Regions from separate parts of the Homo sapiens genome. Here region 2 is linked to region 1. Evidence: read pairs that join two places in POLR2A ChIA-PET (ENCODE). Cell type or tissue: PC-3. All regions are shown on one strand. Links, peaks and the distances in the headings refer to the core of each region. The heading gives the core; the rest is flanking DNA. Region 1 overlaps C2CD3 (C2 domain containing 3 centriole elongation regulator). Region 2 overlaps P4HA3-AS1 (P4HA3 antisense RNA 1).

What was found. ChIA-PET counts read pairs that join two places held together with the same protein. Peaks named below come from ENCODE experiments on the same cell type or tissue, not always from the same donor. Only the 100,000 strongest peaks of a DNase experiment are listed, where the experiment ranks them.
Region 2: POLR2A ChIA-PET joins it to region 1 with 6 read pairs; 2 of 35 experiments call an interaction of 5 or more read pairs at or near these places.

The regions. Positions count from the first base shown.
Region 1 is chr11:74,136,473-74,140,870 of GRCh38, reverse strand. C2CD3 (C2 domain containing 3 centriole elongation regulator) reads left to right here. Exons shown (of 33, transcript NM_001286577.2): 4 at 1,043-1,266; 5 at 1,904-2,151. Among named protein-coding and RNA genes, the nearest start is that of C2CD3, 32 kb to the left of the region's middle. RefSeq lists a silencer at 1,953-2,247 and an enhancer at 1,953-2,247. In PC-3, for the core only: no CTCF peak of the experiment used is centred there; a DNase peak (open chromatin) is centred at 2,110; H3K4me3 peaks cover 1,600 bases; H3K27ac peaks cover 2,298 bases.
Region 2 is chr11:74,322,408-74,326,805 of GRCh38, reverse strand. It overlaps P4HA3-AS1 (P4HA3 antisense RNA 1), which reads right to left. Exons shown (of 7, transcript NR_120556.1): 5 at 2,803-4,099; 6 at 2,596-2,711; 7 at 2,101-2,465. Among named protein-coding and RNA genes, the nearest start is that of P4HA3, 13 kb to the right of the region's middle. In PC-3, for the core only: no CTCF peak of the experiment used is centred there; no DNase peak of the experiment used is centred there; H3K27ac peaks cover 380 bases.

The DNA.
Region 1 (4,398 bases), core at 222-4,221:
GGAAACTTAAAGTAATTACCTTTTCATCTTAGTTGTCCTCCCTCCTCACCCCTCTTCATCTCCAGCATAGAACTAGGACCTTATTTTTCCCAAGCAACTAATAATAAGAATGCAGAAAATGTTATGTCCTTCTTTTATTCATCAGACCATTAGCATTATTAGGCATATTAGACTTGCATACTATTTATACACACACTATGCTAAGTAGTCGATAGAAAAATGAAGAAGATAGCCCGTGCTTCAAGGAATGCATAATCTAATCAGGATGATGAATGAAAGGTCGCAAGTACCTTCTCCAAGTCTTTGCTTTAAAAAAAAAGAATCTTCGAATTAGGGTAATATACTTTCCTGATGGCCTTGTATAATCACATTATCTTCTCTATATGAGGAACTTAGCACAGTTACTGGCCTGTAGTAAAAGGTTCAGTAAATGGTGATTATGCTAATGGATAGATACAGATTAAGTAGAAACATGAAGAAGGCAGTGGACATGGCATCTCTACTTAGACGTAAAGAAGGAATACTGGGGGAAATTGTATATACAAAGGCATAAAGCAATGAAATATAAGGTACATTTAGAGAACCATAAGTAATTGGTCTATTGGAACAGAGGGATGAAGGAAGGAAGCTTAGTAAGAGATGAGGCTTCCAAGGTAGGCAGGAATTTAGACAATTAATGGGGGACATTAATCTTGTAAGGAATGGGGGACATTCCTTACAATCCTGTAGGGAATGGGGGACATTCCTTACAATCCTGTAGGGAATGGGGGACATTCCTTACAATCCTGTAGGGAATGGGGGACATTCCTTACAATCCTCTAGGGAATGGGGGACATTCCTTACAATCCTGTAGGGAATGGGGGACATTCCTTACAATCCTCTAGGGAATGGGGGACATTCCTTACAATCCTCTAGGGAATGGGGGACATTCCTTACAATCCTGTAGGGAATGGGGGACATTAATTAATATTAAGCAGGGGAGTCTTAAAATTAGTTAATCAATGCTAAAGAAAATTTCTCATATACTACCTGTCTCTCTTAGGTCTCACTTGCCCTGGAACCTCTGTCAGAAACTTACGACAGCTACCATCCACTTCCTACCACTGACATGACAGAAAATGTGCTTTTATCTAAGCAGGGATTCAGAGAGAATACTGAACCCAGCAGTACCCAGTTTCAGGTTCCATCAAGGCCTCGCGACATACATACCATCAAAATTGATGGAAAAGAGTTAGCAGCCAACAGCAGTAGATCAACCACTCCGAGGTAATTACCATACCTAATACCAGTCAATCTGTCAGTTAACTGCACTGTAGTTGTGATTTCTGTCTTTCATTTATGGTTGAGTAAAAGATTAACAGCAGAGAGAGGCACAGTCCTCATTTAGCAGATAACTGTGAAGCACCCACTCTGGTCCTGGTTTGATACTAGGTGCTGGGCCTAGAAATAAGTAAGACATGATTTCTGTTTTCCAGGACTACTCACAATCTAGCGGAGAAGCCAACATACAGATAAATGACTAAATGATATCCAGATGCAGGACAGATGTTCATGAGGGAAAAGAGGGACAGGGAGCTATTCTGTGAAACAGAATGGAATAAGAATCAGGTTTTTGTTTTAAGTAATTATTTATGAAGCATTTGCTTTGTGTCAGGCTCTGCTGAGCTCTTCGTTTTATTGTCTCATTTAAGCTATGACTCCCTCACTGTAGGTAAAGCATCTATTATTTCTATAATTTGGGAGATGAAAAAGAGATTTACAAAGTTGTATTGCAAATAAGTCACGCTTTTTGAGGTCCAAACTACCTTGCCAAAACCACTGGTCTACTTTCTGTCTCTGACAAAATAGAATGTTACCATAATAGATTATATATTGCTGATGTTCTCCCTTTTTAAAAAAACAGGGGAAAAGACCATGTATGCTTTGCAGAGAACCCTGATACAATAAAGGATTCTTCCTTTGGACTACAGCACAGTCTTAATTCAGGACAGAGTTTAGAGTCTGTAACTCTGAAAGGCAGAGCTCCACGGAAGCAGATGTCCCTTCTGAACAGTTCTGAATTCCAGCCTCAAATTAGAACAGTTGCCAAGAGTCACAGTGACTCATGCATTCTTTCTTCAAACAACCTCCCTACCAAGGATCTTCTTTCAGGTATGTATGTATTTGTGAACTGAGTCAGACTAAACTACGTTTATGGGATTGCTCTGCTTGTTAGCCAGCCTACAAAGAGAACCAAGACTCTTGTTTGAACTAAGTCAAATAAAAACAGGCAGTCTTGCTAGAGTCCAGCATCTCACACCATTTAAAGACAGCCGTATTAAACCACCAAGGTATTTCTGAATAATTACTCAGTGCTTATAATTGTAAGTTTGGGGAAGGAATCGTTTAAAAGGAATTGGATATGAGGGGAAAACCTTTATCATAGAAAAGGATTAGTCCTTACTTTGTCCCAAATAATTCAAGGCAGGTAAGGTTTTTGTCTCGTGATCAGCATTTATTTATCCCACTGTATGGAGACTAGTACAAAATCCATTTCACATTCTGAAAACTCTTAGTCTTAGTGAGAACGTTCAGTACACAGCTGCTGATCTTAATCCTGGGAATTAAATAATGACTGTGGCCAAATAGAAGAAGAAAGGAGACAGTTTACCCTTATAAGGGCTTAGACAGAAATAAAAAAGCAAACAGGAACAGAATTAGATTACCTCATGTTAAGGAGTGGTATAATAAAAGCAGTTGACTTACATTACACTGTAATGGTCAACCATGTATCTCTTTGACCTCAAGATCATAACAGGAATTTGTCTACATCCCTACAAGTAAAATTTCCAAAATTAAAATATCTGTAGCATCAGAAAAGTCTTTTAAATAACTATTTGGGTACATAATTTACATTCTTAAGGACATTTTGTAAAAGAACAAAAACATTTTGTTTATAGTTTTTCAACTGAATTGTCTTAGATTCCCTACTTTAAAAAATACACGGGCCGGGCACGGTGGCTCACGCCTGTAATCCCAACACTTTGGGAGGCTGAGGCGGGCAGATCACTTGAGGTCAGGAGTTCGAAACTAGCCTGGCCAACATGGTGAAACCCTGTCTCTACTAAAAATACAAAAAATTAGCTGGGTGTTGTGGTAGGTGCCTGTAGTCCCAACTACTCAGGAGGCTGAGGCAGGAGAATCGCTTGAACTCAGGAGGCAGAGGTTGCAGTGATCCAAGATGGTACCACTGCACTCCAGCCTGGGCAACGGAGCAAGACTCTGTCTCAAAAAGAAAAAAAAGAAAAAATATATATATATATAAAATTCCAAAAAAAAGTATATATATATATATACACTCCAAGATTATAAACTATTAATTTCAGTCTTTAATGCAAAGACTACATTAACAAGAAGGAAAATTGACCCAATGTACTCAGCACTTGTCAGCTCACTTGTGTAGACTTGAGCACCAGACTTTAGGAAAGATATTTGTTGACTCAATAAGCAGTTATCTATTCAGCACTACCAAATGTCTGGCGCTCTTCTAGGTATCAGGGCTACAGTAGTTAAATATATATATATAAACTCCTGCTGTATGGATTTTATATTGATTGGAAGACAAATGATAGACTAAATAAATAACTGTGTGTTACTTGGTGATCATGGCAATGGTGATATATGAAGCCAGGAAGGTGAGAGAAGGGGATGTTAGTTTTACATAGGTTGGCAAAGGAAGACCTCATTAAGAAGATAACATTAAGCTACTCAGGAGGCTGAGGTAAGAGGATCACTTGAGCCTAGGAGTTCGAGTCCAGCCTGGACAACATAGCAAGATCTCATCTCTAAAAAAAAAAAAAAGCAAAGAGAAAGAAGGTAACATTAAAGATCTAAGGGAAAGGAGATGTGTTCCTTCTTTTTTTTTTTAACTTTTATTTTTTTTTATTTACTTTTAAGTTCTGGGGCACATGTGCAGAATGTGCAGTTTTGTTACATAGGTATACACGTGCCATGATGTTTGCTGCACCCATCAACCTGTAACCTACATTAGGTATTTCTCCTAATGCTATCTCTCCCCTAGCCCCCTACCCCCGACAGGTCCCGGTCTGTGATGTTCCCCTCCCTGTGTCCATGTGTTCTGGAGAGGAGATGTGTTCCTTCTAAGGAAAGTAACCAGACTGGTAAAAGGAGCAGCAAGAGATAGCCTGGAGAAAACAGCTGCCACTTATTGAGCACTGATTATGTGCTAGCTACTATGCCAAGTGCTTTATATACATAATCTTACAAAAGTCACGTGAGGTAGGCATTATCCCCATTTTAAAATGAAAACACAAGCTCAGACTTAGGCAGCTCCTGTGCTATCAAAGGGGGCAGCTCTCATTTATTACTGTCTCAGACTTTAAGGTAAAGTCCTATGCT
Region 2 (4,398 bases), core at 293-4,292, 190 kb before region 1:
GGGGATACATGTTTGAACCTCTCCAGGGACAACGGGCCAAAACAAGTTCATTCTCTTTTAAATAAAGGCCAGTAGAGAGCTCTTTCTTGTGTTCAGCTGACCTCTGCCTTCTGCAGCTCCTACATTTTGCACTTGGAAGCTCTGTGTTATAAAAACAGTCCATTTCCTTTTCACTCAGTCCCCCTACCTCCCAGTCTAAATATGCATAATTCAGCTGCTGTTCCTTATATAACCAGTTTGGGGTTCCCCTCCCCTTCCTTGGGTTTTGTTTTCAAAAACCCAAGTCCAGAAATTAATACTCATGGAATGCTGGCATCAGTCCGGAGTAGAGAAAGGTGTGATTTCTACCTGAGATGACAGGCAGCACAACAGATGGGGCAGAGGGGCCTCAGCCGACAACACTGCTGGACTTCTCTTCACTTTGCCAGAGATTGGTCTTCCTTTTACTCTCACTCAAGCACCACCCCTTCCAAAAAGCCTTTCCTGACTGTGGCCCTAACCAAGCTGGCAGGGCCCCACCTCTCCTTCTCCATTTGCCCCTCTGTTGCAGCACTTCCCATACCAGACTGAAATGATTGGACTCTCTCAGTGAATTGTGGGCCCCCTGAGAGCTGGAATCAGCTGAGTCAGTGCAGTACCCCCAGCACCAAGCACCTAGCACCAAGCCAAGCAATATCATGAGTCTTCGGCAAAATAAAAAAGGGGAAAAAAAAGTGGAATTTGAACTGGGTTTTTAAAGGCAAGTAGGCTGTGATAAGCAAAGGCGTGGGGAGGGGCACATGGCATATATGTAAATTCAACTCCAGACAGAGGGGCTATCTGAGTGAAGCCTGGGAAGCCTGGGAAGGCTGCTTGTGACTTGCTGAATGGCTTCCATCCAGGCTTCGGCTAATCTGAGCTAAATAAGGAAAGCCAGAGTGGGCAGATGGCCCACTCACATGGCTGTTGGCAAGAGGCCTCAGTTCCTTACCACATGGGCCTCTCTGTAGGGTTGCTTGAGTGTCTCCGTGACAAGGCAGCTGGCGTCCTCCAGAGTGAGTGATCCAAAGAAAGAGTAAGGCACAGGCCACAGTGTGTTTTATGACCTAGCCTTGGAAGTCACACACTGTCATTTCTGTACAAGTCTATGGTAACATATAGCAATCCTGCAATCCTCCTACAGTGTGAAAGGGACATAGTGTGTGAGTACCCGGAGGCAGGGATCACTGGGGGCTATCTTGGGGACTGGCCACAACAGAGGGAAAGATTAAGTGATCAATTTTAAACAAGTCATGGTTGAGACACCTGAGAGACATCCAAATGTAAATATCAAGTAGGCAACTGGAAATATGAGTCTGGAGCTCAGAAGAAAGGTCTGAGCTAGAGATATAAATTTGGAAGTTATCAACATACCAAAGTCTTTAAAGCTGTGGAAATGGCTGGACACGGTGACTCACACCTGTAATCCCACCATTTTGGGAGGCCGAGGCGGGCGGATCACGAGATCAGGAGATCGAGACCATCCTGGCTAACACGGTGAAACCCCGTCTCTACTAAAAAATACAAAAAATTAGCCGGGCATGGTGGCAGGCACCTGTAGTCCCAGCTACTCGGGAGGCTGAGGCAGGAGAATGACGTGAACCTGGGAGGTGGAGCTTGCAGTGAGCCGAGATCACGCCACTGCACTCCAGCCTGGGTGACAGAGCAAGACTCCGTCTCAAAAAAAACAAAAAAAAGCTGTGGAAATGAGTATGATCACCTAATTAGGGTGCAGACAGGAGATGGAATCTTAGCCTTTTGGAACTCCAACTTGTATTCTTTTTACTTTAAAGTTATAATTTAATCTAGTTTTATTAATGGTAAAAACTTTAAATAAAGAAAATTAGAGGGAAGGATACAACAAACACCCAGGTACCCACCACCTAGAACAACAAAGATCAGCACTCTTTCTCATTTATCTCACATATTTCCCTTTCCTTTTAAGTACTTCTCTATCCAATTTTGTGCTTTGACTCTTATATTGGTTCAATTTATTTTAATTGGTTAGCTTTTGCCAAATAACAAACTATCCCCAAAGACTTAGTGGTTTAAAATAGCAAGTATTTATATAGCTCATAATTCTGCAAGTCAACATTTGTGCTAAGCCCAGGTGAGTTGTTCACCTGGTCTTGGCTGAGTTTATTCATGGGTCTGAGGCCAGCTGCTAAATTGGCTGGTTCCTGGATAATGTAGAATAACTTCCGCTGGGATGGCTCATCTCTATTCCATGTGATCTCTTGTCCTCCAGCAGGCTAGCTCAGGTCATTTCATATGAGTAGTGGGACAGGACTTCAAAAAAAAGAGCTGAGATGTGCGATGCATGTTGAGGCTTAGACAGAGAATTTGTACCATCTCTCTGCTGCATTCCATTGGCCAAAAATGTCATGATGTCAGTTCAGGTTTAAGGGGAGGAGAAATAGTCTCCCTCCACCTCTTGATGGGGGATGCTGCAAAGTCACAATTCAAAGAGTATGAATTCAGGGAGGATGGAAAGAGTGTGGCAAATTTTGTAATCTACCACAGTTTACTCTTTGACCATAATTATTCACATTGCTCCCACAGGAAAAATATGCTTACCACCATTCCAAGACCCCCAAACACCTCTTGCAATTATGTCATCAGGCTTGAAGACCAGGATCTTGTGGTTCACATCAGGTTTGTATGTGACATTATGGATGTTGTTCTTCTTAATCCTGACACCGATGAATTAAAGACAAGTTATTTGCCTCCCGCATACCTACTGTACATTGAGACGGAGGCAGGATATCCTCAATAGACACTTACATTTAAAAAAGGGAAGAACGCCGGTCACGGTGGCTCACGCCTACAATCCCAGCACTTTAGGAGGCTGAAGCAGGCAGATCACTTGAGGACAGGAGTTCAAGACCAACCTACTAAAATTACAAAAATTAGCCAGGCATTGGGCAGCACACCTGTAGTCCCAGCTACTTGGGCAGCTGAGGCAGGAGAATCACTTGAGCCCGGGAGGGGGAGGTTGCAGTGAGCCGAGATCACACCACTGCACTCCAGCCTGGGCAACAGAGCAAGACTCTGTCTCAAAAAACAAAAACAAAACAAAACAAAATTAAAAAGGGAAGAATGAGAGACACATAGCAATTCTGAACTCCAGCTGGGCAAAGGTTTACAAGTCTCACTATCCCAGGAGAGGGTGTATTTCTTGCTCAGGTCTAGAGTTTACTCCCTGGGAGGGGGTTCCTGCTCCACTGATCTCTGCGGCTCTTGACTATACCCTTTGGAACATATTCCTTGTCTGTCACCTTCCTTGGCTACTTCTGAAGATGTGGCCCATGTTGGTAGCTGAATAATTGGTAGTTTGAATAATTTCAGTCTATTCCATACTCCAAATGACACAACTGTTTTGTGACATCTCTCTAGATTTTATTACTGGTATTTTTGAATTGGGCTTCTGTGGGATCTCACTCTTAAGTTTCCAAGAAGGTTTTTTTTTGTCTAGAGGTCGACTAGACATCACTTTAATTCTTGCAGAGGTCTTTACAAAGTGCCACTATGAAACACAGATTACTGTTTTTCCAGCCTCTAGTAATAATTTCCCATCATTTCCCCAGACTTCAATATGTTTGCTCTTGCCATTTTCCCAGTTTCCAACCACTCCCAATCTCAAAGCTAATGTCACAAATTTTAGGGTATTGTTAATGGCCTAACATCTCACTTTCGGACACCAATTTCTGTATCAGTCTACTTTTGCTGCAAAACAAATTACCCCAACACTTAGTGGCTTAAAACGGCAGCTATTTATATATCTCACTATTGTGTGGGTTAGCAGTTTTGACTGAGGTCAGCTGGATATTTCTTCTGGTCTTGAGTGAGTCCACTTCTCTGTTGGTGGTCAGCTGCCAAGTTGACTGGGTGCTGGCTAATTTCTGATGGCCTCGGCTGGGTTGGCTGAGCACTGCTGCACATGATCTCTCACACTCCAGCAGGCTAGCCCAGGGTGTTCCCTGGGTGCCTGGGCAGAGCCCCAAAAGAGAGAGCCAAAGCATGCAAGGCCTCTGGACACCTAGGCTCAGAACTGATGCACTGTTCCTTCTGTTGCAATTTACTGGTGAAAGAAAATAATAAGGACTTCCCAGATTCAAGCAGGAGATACAAAGTCATATAGCAAAGGGTGTGGATATGGAGAGGAATAAGGATCATGGCTGTTTTTACAATTTGCCATACCTCCTCAGAGGCCACCCTCATCACAAAGTGGGAGGCCATCCTTCCCTTCCAAATTTTATCTTTATGTGACATATGTACATATCAAAAATATATAGTTTTTTCCCCTGTGAGTTCTATATGTTTTTAAATGAACTATTTCATACATACTACATAATTTGTGCAGTATAAATGTAAGGTATA